Linked DNA regions of Homo sapiens: region 2 is linked to region 1. A link is a loop called in an ENCODE intact Hi-C map of the cell type or tissue named here. Cell type or tissue: OCI-LY7. All regions are shown on one strand. Each heading gives the region's core, and the rest is flanking DNA. Links, peaks and the distances in the headings are about the cores only.

Region 1 (10,186 bases), core at 3,699-6,198:
TCTTTTACTTCTGCCATATCCCTTATAATATCCTACACAGTGCTGGCATTCAGTGCAATTTTAATACATATTTTGTAAGTTCTCCTAGGTAACATGAATAATGCAGTAACTCTTTTGTTAGAATGATCCTTTCACTCATTCAACAGAACATGCTGTGTATCCTTTTATTTAGAAAATGAAATGCTCCAAACTTTTAAACTGGTAGACCCAAAGGGCACTTTATGTCTGGCTCATTCCAGTGCTAAGGGGATACCTCCCACTTTCCTCACTTTTTGCCTCTCAACACATCCAACTGGTTATGACGTTTTATCAATTCCATCCGCCAACCATCTCTCTGATCCACTTCTTCCTCTCCACCTTTAGCCCTACTGCTTAAATTCAAACCCTTACATCTTTCACCTGGGTTGTTTCAAAAGTCTCCAAATTGATTTTTGTTTTCATTTTTCATCCAGTTGTGATTCAATCAACACATATTTATCAAGGACTAACTATGTACCTAGTGGTTTCTAGGTACTGAGGATACAGACCAGATCCTTGTTGTTGTGGGTCTTCTGTTCTGATGCTCAGAGACAATAATAACCAAGAAGACAAATAAATAAACTAGATAATTTCAGGTGATTTTAAGTACTACAAATGAAAAAAATAAAGTGATGTGATACTGACTGGCGGATATTAAGGGAGGATTCTTTTTTTAAAAAGGCATTTTGAATTTGTAGCGTTTAACTGAGTTTTGAATGGGGAAAATGAACCAGCTATTGAAGGGCTGGGAAGACAGTCTTCCAAGTATGAATAAGGGCATGAGGCTGGAACAGAGAGCAAGCCCACAAGGATAGAACATAGAAAATGTGAAGTGTCATATAGGCTGAGACGGATAGGTGGACTGGCAGCAGATTATGTGGCTTTGGAGGCGTTTGAAAGGAGTCTGCATTTTATTCTAGGAGTGATAGGAAGATATTGGAGAGTTTTTAAACAGGGAAGTAGCATCATATAACATGTAATTTAATTTTTAATAGGCTTACTCTTGCTATCCTGAGGAGACTGGATTGCAAGTAAGCAAAGCCTGAATCAAAAAGGCGAGTTAGGATGCTATTGCAACAATCCAGGTTAAGAGACGATGGCTTGCACTATGGTGATGAAAAGTGAAATGAAGAAAATGATTAAACTTAGAATGTATTTCGGACATTAGGAGAAAGACAAAAGGAAAAAATGGCACCTAGGGATGGGGCTCCATAATCCAGTTGGCTAATTGTATTATGTATTAAAATGGACAATATTCCACAAATAGAGTAATTTTTCTGAAACTCAAGTCTGGTTATGTTTTGTGCTTACTTAATATATTTCAATTAGTTCAAAATTCTATTCAATATTTCCTGTCCTTTCCAATATAAAACCCAAGTTTTGTGTTATACGCATGGAATCATCTGAACTCGTCTTCCCTAACCAGGCTCCTTCCCTCTCACTCCTCCACAAAGCACCTGGAGCTCCAGCCATAATGAGCTACCCACTTCTTTTCTTGACATGCTGCACATTCTCATGTCTTCATGCTTCAGCATTTACTCTTTCTTATGCTTCATATGTCCTTGACCCTCCTCTGTGCTGCCACATGCTACTTATCTTTCAAGATGCAGCCTAAGTGTTACTACTCCCTCTGTGATGCCAGGCCCAGGTGAGTTAGGTGCTCCTCTGTGTTCTCCAAGTCTCCTGAGCCAGCCTTTGGGAATGAGACAATCACATTTCAGTGGCTAGATATGCCTTGACTGTGAGCTTTGTGAAGTATGGTCTTACCCAATTTTGTACTCCCAGGGTCCAGGGTCCAGGAATCACATGGTCATTGCTAAATAACTGTTTCTTAAGGAAACAAATGCTTGAGACACATTTAACACACTATCTTCTAAGTCTAGCTATGCAATTCTTCCACTTGTATAAATAGACTAGAAGCTCCAGTCTATTCCTAGTCCAAAACCCCCAGGACCTAGGCTGAGATGAACCTCACTGCAAAATCACCTTTGGAGGGGAATAAACTCTTTGGTAACTGCTCTGTAGCTATTCTTTGTTTGACTCATTTCTCAGCTTATGTGGGTCCCTTAAGGGCATGGACCTAGAACTTGAAAGGAAATTTCAACCTGGATATATACCTGGATTTTAGCTGAATCCATATTTGTGTCTTGGATAGCATCAAGACCAGGCAGAATGATCTTTAGGAGTTGCTGGTGAAATAACACTGCCTGATAAAAGACATTACAGCTCTCTGAATGGGCCAGGATAACCTGTACCTCACCCCAGTGAGCACAGTACTTTTACTCTTTCTGGTTAACAGGATGGGACTCTTTGTTAATTATTCATCTGTTTCTTACCTATAGCCCACTGCAACAATAAACAGTAATATTGGTAACCCTTTGTTGTTTCTTGACTCTAGGTTTGCTTCATGGATGTTCAGAAACATGGAAGATATTTTTGTAGAGAAAAAAATGTCATCAGGGTAATTACTTTATGGGTCTTGAGACCCTGAGACTAGCCACTGCACTTTGAAGCAAGATGTTTTCTTAATGAGGAACTTATTTTCAGTGTCTCAAAGTCATAAAAATTAACACTGACCCCTCCCTATATTTTACACTGTCTCTGTGTTGTGCTTGCCTAAATATGTTGCCAGTAGATTTATATTCTAATAACTTGATTTTTAATTAGTGAGAAACCAAGGCAGTACTAGTTAAATGTCTCAGAAAGCATTGCAGATGACTCTAAATGCCTTATGATATAAATACCTTGAGTAAAATGAAAACACAAGTAGCTTTGCGTATATTTATATGTTTTGCCCTTTAAGTTTTGAGTTTAAAGGCTGAAAGCAGAGACAGTGGTAAAAGCAAGGCAGCTTCTTCTGAAGATCTATGCACTAAATTAGTTTGATTAAACTCAGTGCACACTTACCAGGCACCTACTATGTGCCAGGCATGTGAGGGGCAGGATGAAGAATACTGAAACAAACAGTACAAAGGGCATGGTGCCCAAGATCTGTTCAAAATAAGTTATCTTCCAAGGGAAACCTTTTCTATTCCTTTGGGTGTTCTCAATACATAGGTCAAACCAGGGGTGATGCCACAATTCTGTGGTCTTAAGCATTTCTTTGGAAATTGCCACGTCCATGATTTTCAAAAATATCTGATACAATTCATTTTTTCAGGCAAACACTAAGTGAAAGTGCAACAGTTCTAATCATTATAATTCACTTCTGGAAAGTAAATATCCATTTACCCAAAAAACATAAGGTGCTTTTTAAAAGTAAAATATTTTTTAAATTAAGTAAAATGGTTTTAAACATCTAAAATTATTTCAAAGTTAAATGGTCTAAATCAAAAAATAATTTATTCTCTGACATTTTCACTCTGGACTAAAATGTAATTTCTGGTTCATTTTAGTTCTGTACTAGAATAAAATTCCTAGTCAAACATGTTCAAAAATCTTTCTTTTATGAGTGAAATAGGATTTTGTGAATTTGCTACTCAGAACTTTGCAATGGAATTGGTGTTCAGGACTAGAAAAAAGTAGAGTAGTTCTTGTGTTTATATAAGCGCTTCATTCATTCATCCATCTGTTCATACATCCAGCCACCCATGAATGCACTGAACACAAATTAGCTGGGCATCTCTCTATTTCAGGCTCTGGGTACTATGCTTGAGTTTCCTATTCTCTCAATGGGCAGTGCCATATTGTACTTTCTCCCTTCATTCATCATACAGCATCTTTTGCTTATTTGTTTGTTTGCCTTGTGCATGCCAGCATATCAGCTGTATTCTAAAGCACCTCTGTCTTTTTTTGAAGAGGTATGAGCATCGTCCAGACTGATATATCACCCCCCATCCCCTCACCCCATTCTAGCTGTTGTCCAAATAGTAAAACAATGGTCAAGGTACAGCAATATCACAGAAAGGTGAAGGCCTGAGTTGCCATGCTTTGAATGGACAGCATTTCTAAGAGGCAGTCAATAGAAGAGAGACAGATGGCTCACTAAACACTGAAGAAGACGCTAGACCCACACTGCATACATCTCATTGTCACTACTCCTCTGCCACGCTGGACAGGTTCTGTTTGTCCTCCACCATGTCTTTGGTATCTGTATTAGTTTTACTAGGGCTGACATAACAAAATACCACAATCTGGGTGACTTAAGACAACAGAAATTTATTCTCTCACAATTCTGGAGGCCGGAAGTCCAAAATCAAGGTGTCAGCAGAGTTATGTTCTCTCTGAGACTCTGGGTAGAGTTCTTTCTTGCCTGTTCTACTGTCTGGTGGCTCTGGCAAATCCTTGACATTCCTTGGCTTGTAGTTGGATCACTCATCTCTGCCTTCTCTCCTGTATCTGTGTCCAAATTTCCCTCTTCTCGTATAAAGACACCAGTCATTGTATTAGGGTCCACCTTAATGCATTATGATCTCATCTGAACTTGATTATATCTGCAAAGACCCTATTTCCAAATAAAGTCACATTCACAGGTTCCAGGTGGACATCAATTTGGGAGATGGGACACTATTCAACCCAGTATGTATCCAACTCCCTTTCTTACCTCTTCAAGTTCAGGGGCTTGTTATTCCTTCTTCATTTTCATGAACTTGTTCATGCAATTGTAACTTGTTTACACCATGTGAAATCCCTTTGTTAAAGTCTCTTCAAATTATCCAGTGTGCTAGTGTCATTTGCATCCTGCGGAGACTCAAACTGATACACCTGCCCTCCCACCTGCCTTTTTTTATTTTAACTTGCTTTCACTTACCACTTATAGCAGCAATGTTAAGAATAGAAAGCATTGAACCAGGGATGATTTGCCCTGGGGCCCCATAGCCTTTGTGGGGAAAGACCATTTGGCTTGACTATGATTCTGCCTTTAATCTTCACTGAACTGAAAGATTTTAAATGCATGGCACTGATAAAAAGAGCTCTAGGGTAAAGAAAGCCAAAGGGGTGAGAAAGGAAATGGCAATAGACTGCTTCCATATAGCTATAGAGAAATATTTTAATAACCACGGAAAAGCAGGAAGTGGACAGAAATATTTGTAAAATGGGTATGCTGTTGCTAATATGGCCACAAAGGTGTGTTTTGTTTTGTTTTTCTTCTTCTATGTGTAATTTATATCAATGCATCTTTTAAATCCTAGAAAAAAATCCTTCTAGTATTCTTATACTTTCGTTTAGGAGTTTTATATTTATTATAAGTGAAATTGGTTCATAGTTTTCATTTTTATGCTGTCATTTTTAGACTTCAGGTAAGAATTAGGCTAAATTTGAAAAATAAATTTTGAAGATTTTATTCTTTATTTACATTCTAAAACAGTTCAATTAGAACAGGGTTTAATTGTTCCATGAGTGTCTGTCTCCTGAAGATTTCAAATAATTTGCTGGTGAAACCATCTTGGCTTGACAAATTTTTGATGATTATGGATAAGCTTAGAAATTTATTCTATAATGACTACTTTTTTATTACTTTGGCAATTTTAATTTATTAAAATTATTTACTCATTGAGATTTAAAAATTAATAGAGCTTCATGTAGAAAGCAGTTAGTTTTTAAGTCTTTGTATTTCTAATCAGATCTTCCTACTTCTCTATAATAATAATAACAAAATATTACAATTATAAGAGTAATAATACTATTTTCCAGGCACCGTGTCATGCTGTGTACACATTATATTCTTCAATCTTTACCACGGCACTAAGAGCTAGATGCTATCAATTTCCTGTCTTTGAATGAGAAAACCAAGGCATTTATTACAATGGTTACATTTTTCTCCTTTGATGGAGTAACATATAAAGATAATAGCAGATCCTTCAATGTTGAGATAGCCTTGCTGAAACTCACATAAATCACTATGACTGTATTCCTTTCAATCCCAGGCTAACTTCAGAAATCATCCTCCTAACTCCCAAACTATATGTATTTGACTTTTTTCTCTTTTTTTCCTATATTGGTCTTGTCAGAGGTTTGTCTATTTTATAGACAGAGAACTAGTTATTAGCTTTATTAACAAACTCTACCTTTTCTATTTTTTCAAAGTTTATTTATTAATATTCTGGTTTTTGTCCTCATACTTAGGGTTAATTTTGATATCTTTTTAGCTTTTTCAGTTTAATTTTTATTCTTTCTTATTTAACGATAAAAGTATTTAAAACTAAGAAATTTTCCCTGAGTATAACTTGTAAAAAATCTTACACATTGCTATGTTAGGTTGAACCAATAAAATTGGCAATAGTTGACAGTTTTGAGATAACAAAAATGATAATTTCATATGGATCAACCTAATGCACAGTGTTATTGACAGAATTGTTTTCTTAATATTCTATAATTACAATTTGATATGCTTTCTTGTTTCAAAGATTATTTCAAGTGAGAGATTTAAGTGTTCTTAATGACTTAATTTTTACTCACATTTTTCTCAAAACATTTTTAAATTCTAAAAATTTGAAAGAATTAAGAATTCTAAAACATAGCTCTAATGTTCTCTTTTTACTCAAAAAAAATTTCCCTTGTTCTAAGGTGGCAGTCATTACCCACCACACCACCTCTCGACACACAGACCAACCTTACCCCAGTGTAACAGCCAGACCCCATCCTTCCCCTGCCAGCGTCTGGCATGAAGAAAGTCAATTCATCTTTTTTTTCTTTTTTTTTTTTTTTTTTCTGTGCTATACCCAGTGACCTCTCAAAACCTCTCATATTTCCTCTATCTCCTCATGCCAAACTTTGTCAAAGAGTACTCTACATTCATGCATCCCATTTCAACCTCTTCTATTCCTTTAGAATATAGCATATAACCTTTAGGTTATAGCATATAACCTGGTTTCACTTCTACTTCCTCCTGCATGTTTTCTTTTCTGCATCTCAATTGCTCTTGCTCCCCTGAGCCACATCTTCTCTTCCTCTCCCCTTTTGGCTACCCAAACACCACTCCCTTGCTCTTCTACCTCTCTGACCATTTCTCCCTCTTTCTATCAGCAACTATTGTTTTATTCATCTGCCAAGTGCTATTGTTCCTCAAGCTTCCACTTCTAGTTATTTTTCTCTTTTTTCCACCACATTTTTGGGTAATCTTACACATTTACTTGGAAATTTATATTGCTAGAACTAAGTTCTTTTCTGTGTGTCAGACTCACTTTTCCAGCTGTTTCAAATTTATTGCAGAACCAAATAATAACATCATGGTTGGGACCACAGCTTGGAGTCACAGATACCTTGGATTTTATCATCTGAAAATGGTGATATTAATGCTGACTATACAGGATTATTGTGATGTTAAATGAGATAATGTGTGTGAAGGACATATCATCCAGTACTTAGGGTTTCTCTCTCTCCCTCTCTCTCTGTCTTTCCTACTTCCTGTTTTTTTTTCACTTCCCATTGGATGTCTACCCCTATGTGCAGAATGAAATTCACATTTTGCCCTTATACCTGTGTTTCTTCTATTTAACTGAAGAGCAATGTCATATAACCAGCTAGAAATCTAGGAATTACCTTAAATCACTCTTCAGATCCAGGTGGTACACTTCCTGTCGGTCTTATTTTCTAATGTCTTCTGTGTGTACCAGATCCCCACTACCTCTCTCTTAGATGGTTTAATAGGTTTCCAATATTCTACTATTAATAGCTTCCTCTTTCTTTCCCCTTCAGTACATGCTCTACATTGCTGCCGAGATTACAATTCTCAGACATAAATGGGAATGTGCTTTAAAGCTCCTTGCAGCTCACCTTTGCTTAGGCTTCCTCATGCACAGAAGGCCCTCAGGAACAAACCCTTAAGCAATCAGCAGGGGTCAACTGCTTTATCAGTTGACTCATGATTGCAACAGAATTTATATATCTTTGAGTGTTTTGAAATTAAACAACTTTCTCCTTTATAGCTTCCAATGAACTTGTTACAATGCCTGACACATAGTCACCCTCATCAACATTGTTATCGACCTCAGTCTTGATGGTAAATACTACTGTTATTGAGTGCTGCCTATCTATGTGCCTCGTGCTGTGTTATGTGCTTTACATGTTATCTCATTTAACACTTTATGCCAAACCTATGGAGTAAGTACTAATACCACCAAAATAAAGCACAGAGGTGTTAAATAAATTGCATCAGGACTCACAGGTAGTAAGCAGCAGAGCCATCATTTAAACCCAGTCAGTCCAACTATAGAACTTGCCCCCTTAAACACTACTTTATTCACATAGTGCATATCAATACATGTTTGCTGAGTAAGTGCACAGAAGCATCAAATTGAAAACAAATGGATTTCTTAAAAAGTGCATAAAATGAACTGGGCAATGAGAATTAAAATGTTATTATTTAGCAGTATTCATTAAATAAGATTTTATTTATACTTAGGTGTAAAACAACTCTGTAAATTTAAGAGAATACAACAGTTAACTCATGGTATGCTTCTTCCTGAGATTAATTTATTTTCAAAACTTGCCATTCTAAAAATTATTGAAAATTTAATTATTAGACACTTTTCTTCTGTGGTCATTTCTCAAAGGTGAACCAGTTACATGTTTTCTGAGACATTTACTGTGTCTGTTAAGGTCGTGGTGGCCCAAAAAGAAGATTTTGAGATTAACAGCTTCCCGTTATAAAATTTTTATTTTTTGTCCTATCCTTTAATGAAAGTGTATTCTGTTGTTTCTCAAGCAGAAAGCTAATAAAGTTACTCAAGTAATATTTAAAAATTTATAGCGATACCTGGTAAGAAACTAGGCCAGTGATTGCTGTGGTGGTAGCTTAAGCTCTCTTTCCTTCAGAGCGTGGTGTTATGAGAGATCTAATAATTCCTAAATAATAATCTTTGAAAACTTGCAGGAAGAGTAACTGGAGAGGTGAACTCAGTGGCCAAATTTTTGGATGATGTCTCAAATAACTAGCTTTATCTGAGTTGGCTAAGTTTAAATGCGTAATTACCAGCAAGTCAGTCTTGCCTTTCCTCCTACTGTGACCCATTTCTTACTAATCATGTGCATGTTTTCATATTCTCAGTATTGAAAACAATAAAATTAACATCTCATTTTTTATTTCTGAGATTATCTATTTTCACCTTTACTACCAGTGTCCTTTTATTGATGGCAGTACTATAGAACAAAAGAGCCACTTTAATAGCCATGTAACTTATAGCCTTGTGTACCAGAGGATGAAAGGCCTGGTGTAAAATAATAACTTTATAAGGTAGGATTTGTTTTATGAAAAGCACTGCACCTTGAGCAGAGTACAAAGATCAGTTATGATGCATGTTTGACTGGCACAGTAAAGTTGTTGCCTCAATTGTCATTGACCAATTACTGTTTTATTATATTTTCTTTTTATTTTTATGACAGAGAATGCAACTTTTCCCACAATCAGTCCTTGAGCACAAATTCAACAACAATTTGGGGAAAGAGAATAAAAGGAATCTTAGTTTTATCTGCACAAAGGGACCAATTGGGGTTTACTTGTGCATGTAGTCATATTTCTATAGAGTGTTCCAAAGGTAACTTCTTATTGTAAATGATTCTTTACAGAAAAAATAACTAAAAGGAAACTTGATTTCCTTGACTGTATAGTTTGGAAATATTACAATTCCTAGAGATTTTATATGTGTATATGCAGAATAGATTTGCAGAGATGTAAATGTAATAAAGTAGAACATGATATTGATTATATTCCAGATAAGAGTCATTATTGTTGTCATTGGGAATACAACCAGCGTTCTTTTGTTAAAAATATTAAATCTATTTTTATTAAAAATTTTCCCCCAAATTAGAGTTTTAATATTTAAATCTGAGGGCTTATGTATTTACCATTTGAACAAATAAACACATAGTAATACATTTTGATGAGAGATGTACACGTTTTAAATTTTTTTAACATAACACCAGCATTTTTCCCAATCTCTTACTTTAACTCTATCCTAGGGAAGGGATAGCCTTTGCATGTTCATAACTTACCCTGTCTTTAGGGAAAATGTGGCAAACAGGCAGCCCTACCATAGCTCTCCATTCCCCTTTTCCATCCCCTTAGCACAGAAAGTGTGAACCAGTGGAATATGAGTAACCATCAGGCAGAGTTACTGCTTCCTTAGCACCACCATGTCTCCAAGAAATAAATACAAATTCGATGTTTCTCCTTCCTAGCATTTCTCCTGATACTTCTTCAGGGGTATCAACAGCAGCCCCAAGAAAA
Region 2 (10,186 bases), core at 5,179-7,678, 220 kb before region 1:
TCTGCTTCACCTTTTGACTAATAGAGTCTAATTTAGTACACTTAAATATTCAGTCTCCACCCCCATATGATCATGGGATACATGTAACATGCATGTTTATTTATTATGCAGGTACATGCTCCCTCTTCGTGAATATTCATAGCTTCTCCTATAACCTATTGACTGTGTACATATACTTAGCTAACTCATTCAGCATAAATTACCTTCTCACTCTTTTCTCCCTCAAAGTGCCTGCTTTTGATTTCTGCTGGAGGCTACACTTTCCGTCTTGCAGATGGCCAGCCTGCATACTACAACCCTTTATAAGAAATAAAGCTCTCCTCTCCAAGTTTATGAACCTCGTGATTCTTCAGTTAACACCCTATGCATCTTAAATTATGAAAATCAGCTTCATATTTATACTATCTTAATTCCAATGAGATATAGAATCATGACCACCATTTAGCAGTATTCCTCCCCCCACCTTTTATGGTATTATTATTATACATATTATATCTATTAATGTTACAACCCCAACGATACATTGTTGTAATTATTACTTGTATAATTTTTTGTCTGTTAAGGAAGCTGAGAGAAGATAGAAGAGCCATTATATCCTTATTAGCTTTTATCATATTAACCTCTTTACTTAACATTTCTGGTTCTCTTTGTTCATTTATTCCTGTAGATTTAAGTTACCGTCTAGAGTCATTTCTTTCACCAAATAAAGCTTTGCTTCCACTCACTTTCTTTGTGCTTTTATTAGCAAATATAGTACATTTCTATATATTATATACCCCATAAAACATCATATAGGTATTATTTTATAAAATTGTTTTAAAAACAGTTAAGAGTAGAAAGGAGAAAATTATGCAGGTATATTATTTTCTGTAATTACATAATTATCTTCACTAGTGCGGGGGTGTGTGTGTGTGTGTGTGTGTCTGAATTATTGTCTGCAGTTTTCAACATGAAGAACTTTCTTTAGTATTTCTTGTAAGACAGGTCATCTAACAACAAATTTTCTTCATTTTTGTTTATCTAAGAATGCATTTTACCTTCATTTTTGAAAGATAGCTTTGCTGAATGTAGGAGTCTAGTTGACAGGTGTTTTTCTTCTGAGCATTCTGAATGTTATCTCACTGTGTTCTTGCCTCTATTGTTTCAGCTGAAAAGTCAGCTGTTAATTTTATTGGGTTCCCTTGTAATTGATAAGTCATTTTTTTCTTGCTGCTTTCAAGATTTTCTTCTTGTCTTTGGCTTTCAGCATTTTTACTATAATCTACTTATGAATCTGTTTGCATTTATCCTGCCCAAAGTTCATTGAGCTTCCTGGAAGTATAGATTGTTGTTTTTCAATAAATTTGGGAAGTTTCCTGTCTTTATTTTTGCTCCTTTTACTTTCTCCTCTCCTTCTGGTATTGCCATTATGTGTATGTTGGTGTGCTTATTGGTCTTCCTTATTTCTCTGAGACTCTGTTTAATTTTCTTTATTATTTTTTCTCTCTGTTCTTCAGCTTGCGTACTCTCTATTGATCTATTTTCAAGTTTATTATTTCTTCTGCCAATTCAAATTTTTTATTGGGACCCTCTAGTGAATTTTTCATTTTAGGTCCTGTACTTTTAAAGTCCAGACTTCTATTATTTCTTTATAATTTCTATTTCTTTATTGACATTATTTATTCAATGGGATATTTTTATTATATATTTCTTTTGCTTCTTTAATTATGCTTCCTTTAGTTTTTTGAACATATTTATAATGGGTATTTTGAAGTCTTTGTTAAGTCTGCCATTTGGTTGCTCTCACAGGCAATTTCTTTTGCCTGATATGTTTCCAGTATATGGATCATATATATATATATATATATATTTGCATATCTCATAATTTTTTTGTTTAAAATTGTATATTTTAGATACAATTTTGTAGCAACTCTGAGTATCCCCTTTCTCATCTGAGACTTGTCATTTGCTTGTTGTACTATTTAGTAATTAGCAGGATTATTTTAGTAAAATTTATTTTCCTAGCAGTGTTAAGCCTCTGGTGTTGCTCCTCAGCAGGATGTGGCAAAGGTATGACCATCACACTCTAGGATGATGGTGGTTTTGGCAGGTCTCTCTTTGATTGATTCTCTAACTAACTACATGCAGCTGTTAACCTCTATTCAATTGCCAGATGATTGATGTATTTTTTCCAACAGTAGCCTGGGGCCTAAATTGGTCCACATACTAATCTAATCAAATTGGGCTGCCTAGAAGGAGTAGTTGCATAGGTCAGTGTTAGAGATTTGTTTATGTCTGACCCCTGGCAGGCTCCTCCCAGCTTTCTTTTTCTCAGGTTATCAACTCCCTCCCCTATTCCCAAGCAAAATTTCTGAGCTGTGGATCTGGAGTTGGGGTTGGAGATAGGGTATAATTCTCTTTGAGTGGCATCCCTACTTTAGGAACTGAGGTTCAGTGACAGAGTAGGCAGTAGCCTCAGTTCTTCTTGGCTTGCCTCTTCTGGTGTGAAATTACTGCCTTATGGGCCAGGTCCCTGGTATTCTCAGTGGCACTGTGTCCAAGATAAAGCCTTGATACCATCAGTGGGGGCTTGGCAGAAAAAGGGCACCCCTATCTCTCAGTCGTACTTGCCTGGAACTTAGCCTCAGCAGCAGGTAGCTGAGGGCAGGATGAGAAACGCTGAAATCCTGTAAGGATGATAGACCACTGGCTGGTACCTGAAGGGAAAGAAAGCCATATTCTTGGCTGCGTCAGTCTGGAGTGAAGTTTCCATTTCATTGAGTTGAGAATCTCCACAGTTTTTGAGAGCACACTAAGGCTTAAACTTCCACATATTCCATTTCAAATGAAGTCAGTTTCTCTGGGAAGAGATTAGGAGCTGTCTGCCTTAAGGCCTGTTTCTATCCCCACTCCAAATCTCCCAGCCAGAGCTCTGGAGCTAGAAGTAGAAGCAAAGACACCTTTCTTTCCAAGTGATATCTCCTCTTTAGGCGCTGCATACTCAGTGGAGTGTGGGGCAATAGCCTGAAATCTTTTTAAGTATCCTCTCTTGGTATAGGTACACCATCCTATATGCCAGAACAATGACAATGACCTTTCTTGCTTAGGAAAATAGTCCTCTGACTGGGAGATGTAGGGAGAGAGAACCTGTGCTTTTGGCTGCACCTGTCTGGAGTGGATTTTCTATCTGGTTGAGCTAAAAGATAGGAGAGATGGAGTGGAACCTTGTTCAAAGACTACATACTCTTACCTTTAAAAGCTATAATAGATTTTCTTGAGTAAATGTTTTTTCACTTCCTCCATGACCCAGGACCATTTCAAGAGACTTTAAGTTTTGTCCTTTTATAATTTTCACCAGTTTTGCATGGGAATGTGTCCATAGAATTCCTCATGCCGTCATGCCAGAAGCAGAACTCTGCACCATTGGGTTGTTTTTGCTGTCGTTGATGTTTGTTTTTTTTAAAATAGATTTTTTTGTAGCAGTACAAAAAATTTCGGCTTCTCCATAGTAAAAACAAATGACATTGGTTATTATGTGTGGTGGGCAGAATAATGACCCTCTAAGACATTCATGTTCCATTCCCCAGAACCTGTGAATATGTCACCTGACATGGCAAAAGGGACTTTGCAGATGTGAATAAGGGTATGGATTTTGAGATTGAGAGATTATCCTGGAATATGTAGGTGGGCCCAATCTAATCACACTACACCATAAAAGTAGAGGACCTCCCATTCTAGTTAGGAAGATATGTGGTGACAAAAGAAGAGTCAGAGAGATGTGACATCGACAGCTTTCAAAATGGAGAAAGGGGGCCAGGAGCAAAATAATGTGGGTGGCCTCTAGAAGCTGGAAAAGGCAAGGAAACAGATTCTTTCTGAAAGCCTCAAGATCAGCATGCAGCCCTGCTAACATCTTGATTTTATATAGCCCAGTGAGACTTGTATCAGATATTTGACCTATAGAACTATAATACTTTGTATTAAGTCATTCTTACGATAATTTATTACAGCAGCAACAGAAATGAATATATTTCAAAATATTTTTTTCTGTAATGCCTTAACAAGTACAAAAGGAATTGTGTCCTGCTTTCACAAAAAATAAGTAAAATTTAATGTGCTGGCCTATGCATTTAAATAGCCTGGTAGGGTTACCTCTGTGTAATCAGAACCCAATCCTCTGTAGCCCCTCTGAGAATTTTCCTAAGAGGAATCAGCATGCTCATAGTTGTGTGATGGCCCTGGTAACAGTCCCTCCTGTCCAGCCTCGCATTTGTTGTCCTGACTTCTTGCATCCTTAATTGAGCACTGGGTCAGTATTTGACATTAACTTATGATTTCCTGTAATGCTTTTGTTCCCATGACCTAGTCTCTTAGATTAGTGCTTCTCAAAGTGTGATCTTCAGACCAGCAACATCAGCATCACCTGGGAACTTGTTGGAAATGCATATTTTAAGCCTTACTCTACCTACTGAATTGAAAGCTCTGGGGATAGGCCCCAGCAACATGTTTTAACAAGCTCTCTAGTTAATTCTGATGCACGATGAAGTTGGAGAACCAGTCTTAGATCATAAAGTGAAATTTGAGTCATTTACTTTATTTCCTGAACTGATTCTTTTTACCCTCAATTTCAAGCCTATCTAGCTCCATACCATCATGGAAAACACTGAGCAAATGAACAATAAACTCACAGATACGCCAAGTGTTAAACAGTCTCAAGATCTGATCATCCAACAGTTGAAATCTCAAACAAGATTGTTAAAAATTTACTATGTGCCCTGACTTTAGTGCTGGTTTTATTCCATTAATGATGGCAATCACTACTTTCTTTCACTTGATCTTCTTTATGATTAACAGCATATATATGTCAAGCTGGTGAAATTGGCTTGACAATGAACTATGTGGCAATGGATCAGATGGCTCCAAGTAAGGATCATGTGCAACACCTGGCTTCAGAATTATCTGATAACCAGCTGAACAACCCTTTCTTTAATCGTGCTTGATTGCTTTAGACTACCCAGTCAGATAATGCATATTTCTAAGCTCAGTAAACAACTATTAATAAGAGAATATGCAAATTTAGCAGTAATTTTTAATTTATCAACTTTTTTGAATAAAGTACAGAGATGGAGGAAATGATAAATGAACTCTATTTTATTACATCTTGCCTACTTTTAACTTGTGATAGACCCATGTGCTAGGTTGTCTATTCAACAAAAAAAAATGGGGCTCAACAAAGTTAAGTGACTTGCCTTAAGTCACATAACTAATAACAGATGGAATCAGGTTTGAGATTGCTTAATCCCAAAGCCTATGATCTTTTCTTATAGACTGTAAAATCCAGAAGAATGGCAATTTGAATGTTTTTAACTTTTAATTTTGAAAAACTAATTTTAGATTTACTGTAAAGTTGTAAAAAAATGAAAGGTACAGCGTGTTTTCATATATCCTCCTCCTTGGAGCAGCCTGAGCTAATGTCCCTTTAAAAATGATTAATAAAATGATTTAAATAATAATTAAATATTACATGATTAAAAAAATTAAAAATAAATTAAGCTCAAGATCAAGATGGAGAAATCCATTGTAATGAGAAATAGAGCTTCCTCAAAGTTAGAGAGGGATTGAGGCTCAAAAAATTCACAGCAGTATAGAAACCAGATATATGTCTTCAAGTTCATGGCCTTAGGTTTTAATTTCTATTTAGGAAGAGTGGTACAGGACGTAAGTCCTTGAGTTTATGGAAGCAGGAAGGATTTCTTAATAATGAATGTAGGATGAGAGAATTCTCTATTGCAGGCTTATGGAGACAATTAGAATGCTTGTTGTTCATCTAGAAATTTGGATTAAAAAAAATCATCCACTAGAAAGTAGAATCCTAAGCCAATTCTCATCAATAAATAACAGCTCCTAGACACAGTAAGTACTCAAAATTTGCTGAATATTGAAGCATTTTACCAAAGGACACTCCTCTCCTCCATTCCCAAAGACTCCTGTGAGTGCTCATTTGCAAATGAAGTAATACATATGTCACTTATGACAAGTACCAGAAACATCAAGGCATCTGCTTCCCGGATAAAGTTGCACTTGGCCTTCATTTTGCCACAAAGCAAGGAGGTATGTGAGTCGTTTCAAGGAGCATGATACCACTGAGTGGCATTAGGGAGGCTAAGACCTGGCAGACACTGGCAGAAAGGCTCTAGTGCTCCCTGGCTTGGCTGGCAGCTTGGTACTTCTGATTTCCCAGCAGATGAGATGTCAGAGTCTGTGGACACGCACAGGGAGGAGCAGGTGTTGACCTCTGATCCACAGCCTTCTGGCATATTTCCTGTTTTTCTTCAATTGAAAAATCATTTATAGTAAATTGTTAACGTCCTCCTCATTCCATCCTGTCCCTAATGACACCTGCCGTTAGCCAGGGCTTCATATGGTACCACAAAGACAGTTTTCTCCCGAGAGAGAAGCAGAAATGTTACCTTTAAAGTTTGTTATATTTTCTATTCCCATATCTTAGCTTAGAGCATGAACACTTGCAGAATTATTATTATGTTTGAAAGAGAGAGATGCATTTATTTTAATGTAGCAGAAAAATCCAGAGTTCCAGATGGAAGAAAACAGCTTCCTGTAAGGCTTGGAATCTGACAGACCTGAGTATGAGCTGTAGCTGTGCGACTTCAGGCAAATTGCCTAACAGCCCTGAGTATCACATGTTCTCTTACCTGCAAAAGAGGAATAATATCTTCCCTGTATAGTTGGCTATTAATATAATATAATTAATTATTATATAATATAATTAATACAAAATATAAAGTAATATATGTATAACTTGTATACTGTTTATTAAAATAATTAATCTTTGTACTAGTTTACCTTTCTCTTTTCTCCTTTTCTTCCATCAGATAATCTTCATTGGTTCTGTAACTGAATTTGACGTGTTCCTTCTTTTGTTTTGTATGGTAAACTTCTAGTGATCTTCTTGAGATGGGGAAGGTGAGGACTAGACTTCATTGTTTCTTCCTCTGTGTAGTTGTCTCTGGGATGAAGTTATTTTCTTTCCATGGTCTTTAATGAGGATGATCACAGGATAAGTGAATACCCATTCACTATCTGTTGTGGGTATAATATACTCCACCTTTTCCTGAGACAAATCCTAATGCCCTGAAGAGAGTATTTGCTCCAGTTACTATTGCTGTGTAATGAATAACTCCAAACATTAGTGTTTTGAAACAATGGCAATATTTATTCTGCTCATCAATCCACAATTTGGGTAAGACTTGTTGGGGATAGCTCCTCTCTGCTTAATCTTGGGTCAGTTGAGGTGGCTTAAAGGATGATGGTTTGGATCATCTGAAGTTTAGTTACTCTTGTGTCTGGAGGTTGATGCTGAGAGGACTGTAGCAGTTGGAATATGGAATAGGTAGGGAGCCACAGGCAACTCTCTCTACCTTTATGTGATCACCTCAAAATAATCTCTCCAGGATGGCATCTTTGGAGTACCTGGGCTTCTTAACTGTGGACTCTAATCTCTCAAAACACATGTCCTGATAGAGAGCTGGGTTTAATTTGTATTATTTTTAGACTCACCCTTGGAAGGCATACAGCACTGCCTCTGCTACAGTACACAAATTGCAAATGAGCCACTAAGCGTGGCCCAAATTAGGTGAGGGAACTAGAAAGTACCTCTTACTTGGAGGAATATTCAAACTCTGAGAATTTTGTGGGACCAAAATTATTGATGTGGCCATTTTGGGACAATGCAATCTGTCACATGGTTTAAGCAGATTTTTAATGAAAGAGACTGAGCAATTGCTCCAAAGATTATATACTTTCTAGCTTCCTAACTTTCTCATATTGAACAAAGTTGGAAGCAAATTGTCTAAATAAGCAGTTCTCAAACTTAGGGTCCCTTAAAACTCTTAAGAAATTATTGAGGACCCTTAAGAGATTTTGTTTATGTGACTCATACCTCTCAATATTTATTACAGTAGATTAAAACTGAGAAATATTTAAAATATGTATTTATTTTAAAATAATAATTCTATTATATATTAACATAGATAACATTTTTAATGAAAAACAACTGTATTCCAAATAAAAATTTACTAATAAGAAAGTCATTATTTTACATTTTTGTAAATCCCTTTAATGTCTGACTTAAGAGGAGACAACTAGAACCTCATATCTGCTCCTATATTCAATTTGTTAAAATGTTATTTTGGTTGTTAAAGAGAGAAAAATCTAGACTCACAAAGTTATGTAGTTAGAATAGGGAGGTGTGTTTTAGTAAGTTCAGTAGACTGAGTGTGTCTCCTCAGAATTTATACAGGTTGAACATCCCTTATCCAAAACACTTGGACCCAGAATTGTTTCAGATTTCAGGTTTTCTTTTTATTTTGGAATATTTGTACTATACTTACTGGTTGAGCGTCCCAAATCTGAAAATATGAAATCTGAAATGCTCCAATGAGCATTTCCTTTGAGCATTATGTTAACACTCAAAAATCTCAGATTTTGGAGCATTTTCAATTTCAGATCCTCATATTTGAGATGTACAAGTGTATGTTGAAAGCCTTACCCCCAGTATGATGGTATTAGGAGCTAAGTCTTTTGGTAGATAATTAGTTCCCCTATGTGGTATTAGTTCTCCTATAAAAGAGACCCCAGAGGCCTCCTTCACCCCTTTCCACCATGTGAGAACACAGCTTCCAGAAGAGGGCTTTCACCAGACACCAAGTCTGCGCCACCTTGATCTTCTACTCCCCAGCCTCCAAAACTGTGACAAATAAATTCTATTGTTTATAAGCTACCCAGCCACGGTATTCTATTATAGCACCTTGAATGGATTAACAATAACTTAGACCACTCAGATAACTGGATATACTGCTTTGATACTACACCAAAACTCAACAAGTTTCCTAAAGGTTAGTTGCAATATAGAATCTGAAACCTTACCAATGAGTCTACATACCTGAGAGAGAATAAGAGTGAAAAAAAAACAAAAACCAAATGACATCTTAATGTTACTATAAAAATAGCTTTGCCCTTACAGACTTCCTGAAAGTGTCTTGGGAACCCCCAGGGAGCCTGAATCACACTTGAAGAAACACAGACTATGATTTGTCAACAATTCTCCCCAGGCTTTTGACAATTGCCTCATATTGGCCTCTCAGTTCCTCTTTTTATGATTTTCTTTCTGAAGCCTTTTCTCTTTGTCACCAATTCATCTATTATCCCTCCCTTCCTCCCCATCACCCACTGTCATCTCCCTGTTGAACTTATTAAGTCTATAACCCCATCATTGCTGACTAGGGTCTTATAAATGTCATCACTTCAGGCTGTGAGTGTCAGCTGCATTTTTCTACCTACAGTTACTGGTGCACTTACAGAAGGGTTTAATGGGCTGGGTCTAGGTGACTCAGGTATCAATGGCTCATATGGGGACAGGCTTAAACTCTGGTCCCCTGAAAAGGGAGGGACAAGGTAGAAATGGTGGGGGTCTTTCATTATGGGTTTTATCTACTTTTCCTCTCAAGTAATTATAATCAAACATATCTCTTTTACCATTCTAGCATAGAATTACAATTTCTATTCACTTTATAACCTCTTACATGTTTTTATTATATTTTTGAAATTACTTTGTTTACTTGATTAGTGTTTCTCTTCCCCAGGAGCATGTCAGCTCTATGAGGGAATAGGCGATGTCCTTAATTATTTTATTCCCAGTCTTTAGGATAGTTCCTAGTACATAGTAGGGCTTCAATAAATATTCTATAAATAACTCTCTCCACTGAGAAGGTTAGATGTCCTTGTGAAAACCTCCTATATGGTACATAAAAATTTATATGCCTCTTATATTCATGACTATTCTTTTGTAGCAGATTATCTCAGGCTTACTTGGAGAATGTTTACAATGAAAGACTATATAATAGAGTGATAAAGAGCCAGACTATGAACCTGAGATACCCAGGTTCAAATCCTGGCTCTCAGGGCCAGGCATGGTGGCTCACATCTGTAATCCTAGCACTTTGGGAGTCCAATGTGTGAGGATTGCTTGAGGCCAGGAATTCAAGAACAGCCTGGGCAACATAATGAGGTCCCATCCCTACAAAAAATAAAAAATTAGCCAGGCATGATGGTGTGTGCCTATATTCCTAGCTACTGGGGAGGCTGAGGTGGGAGGATCACTTGGGCCCAGGAGTTGGAAGCTGCAGTG

Evidence for each region. A loop is a pair of places that touch in the nucleus more often than their neighbours do. Peaks named below come from ENCODE experiments on the same cell type or tissue, not always from the same donor. Only the 100,000 strongest peaks of a DNase experiment are listed, where the experiment ranks them.
Region 2: a loop joins it to region 1, with 2.6 times the contacts of the local background. A loop is called at or near these places in 1 of 110 quality-filtered maps.

The regions. Positions count from the first base shown.
Region 1 is chr2:198,695,100-198,705,285 of GRCh38, reverse strand. All of the region lies in intron 1 of LOC105373831 (a long non-coding RNA gene), which reads left to right. Among named protein-coding and RNA genes, the nearest start is that of LINC01923, 330 kb to the right of the region's middle. In OCI-LY7, for the core only: no CTCF peak of the experiment used is centred there; DNase peaks (open chromatin) are centred at 4,017, 4,127 and 4,785; H3K4me3 peaks cover 2,208 bases; H3K27ac peaks cover 2,500 bases.
Region 2 is chr2:198,912,793-198,922,978 of GRCh38, reverse strand. No RefSeq gene overlaps it. Among named protein-coding and RNA genes, the nearest start is that of SATB2, 540 kb to the left of the region's middle. In OCI-LY7, for the core only: no CTCF peak of the experiment used is centred there; a DNase peak (open chromatin) is centred at 6,248; H3K4me3 peaks cover 330 bases; H3K27ac peaks cover 716 bases.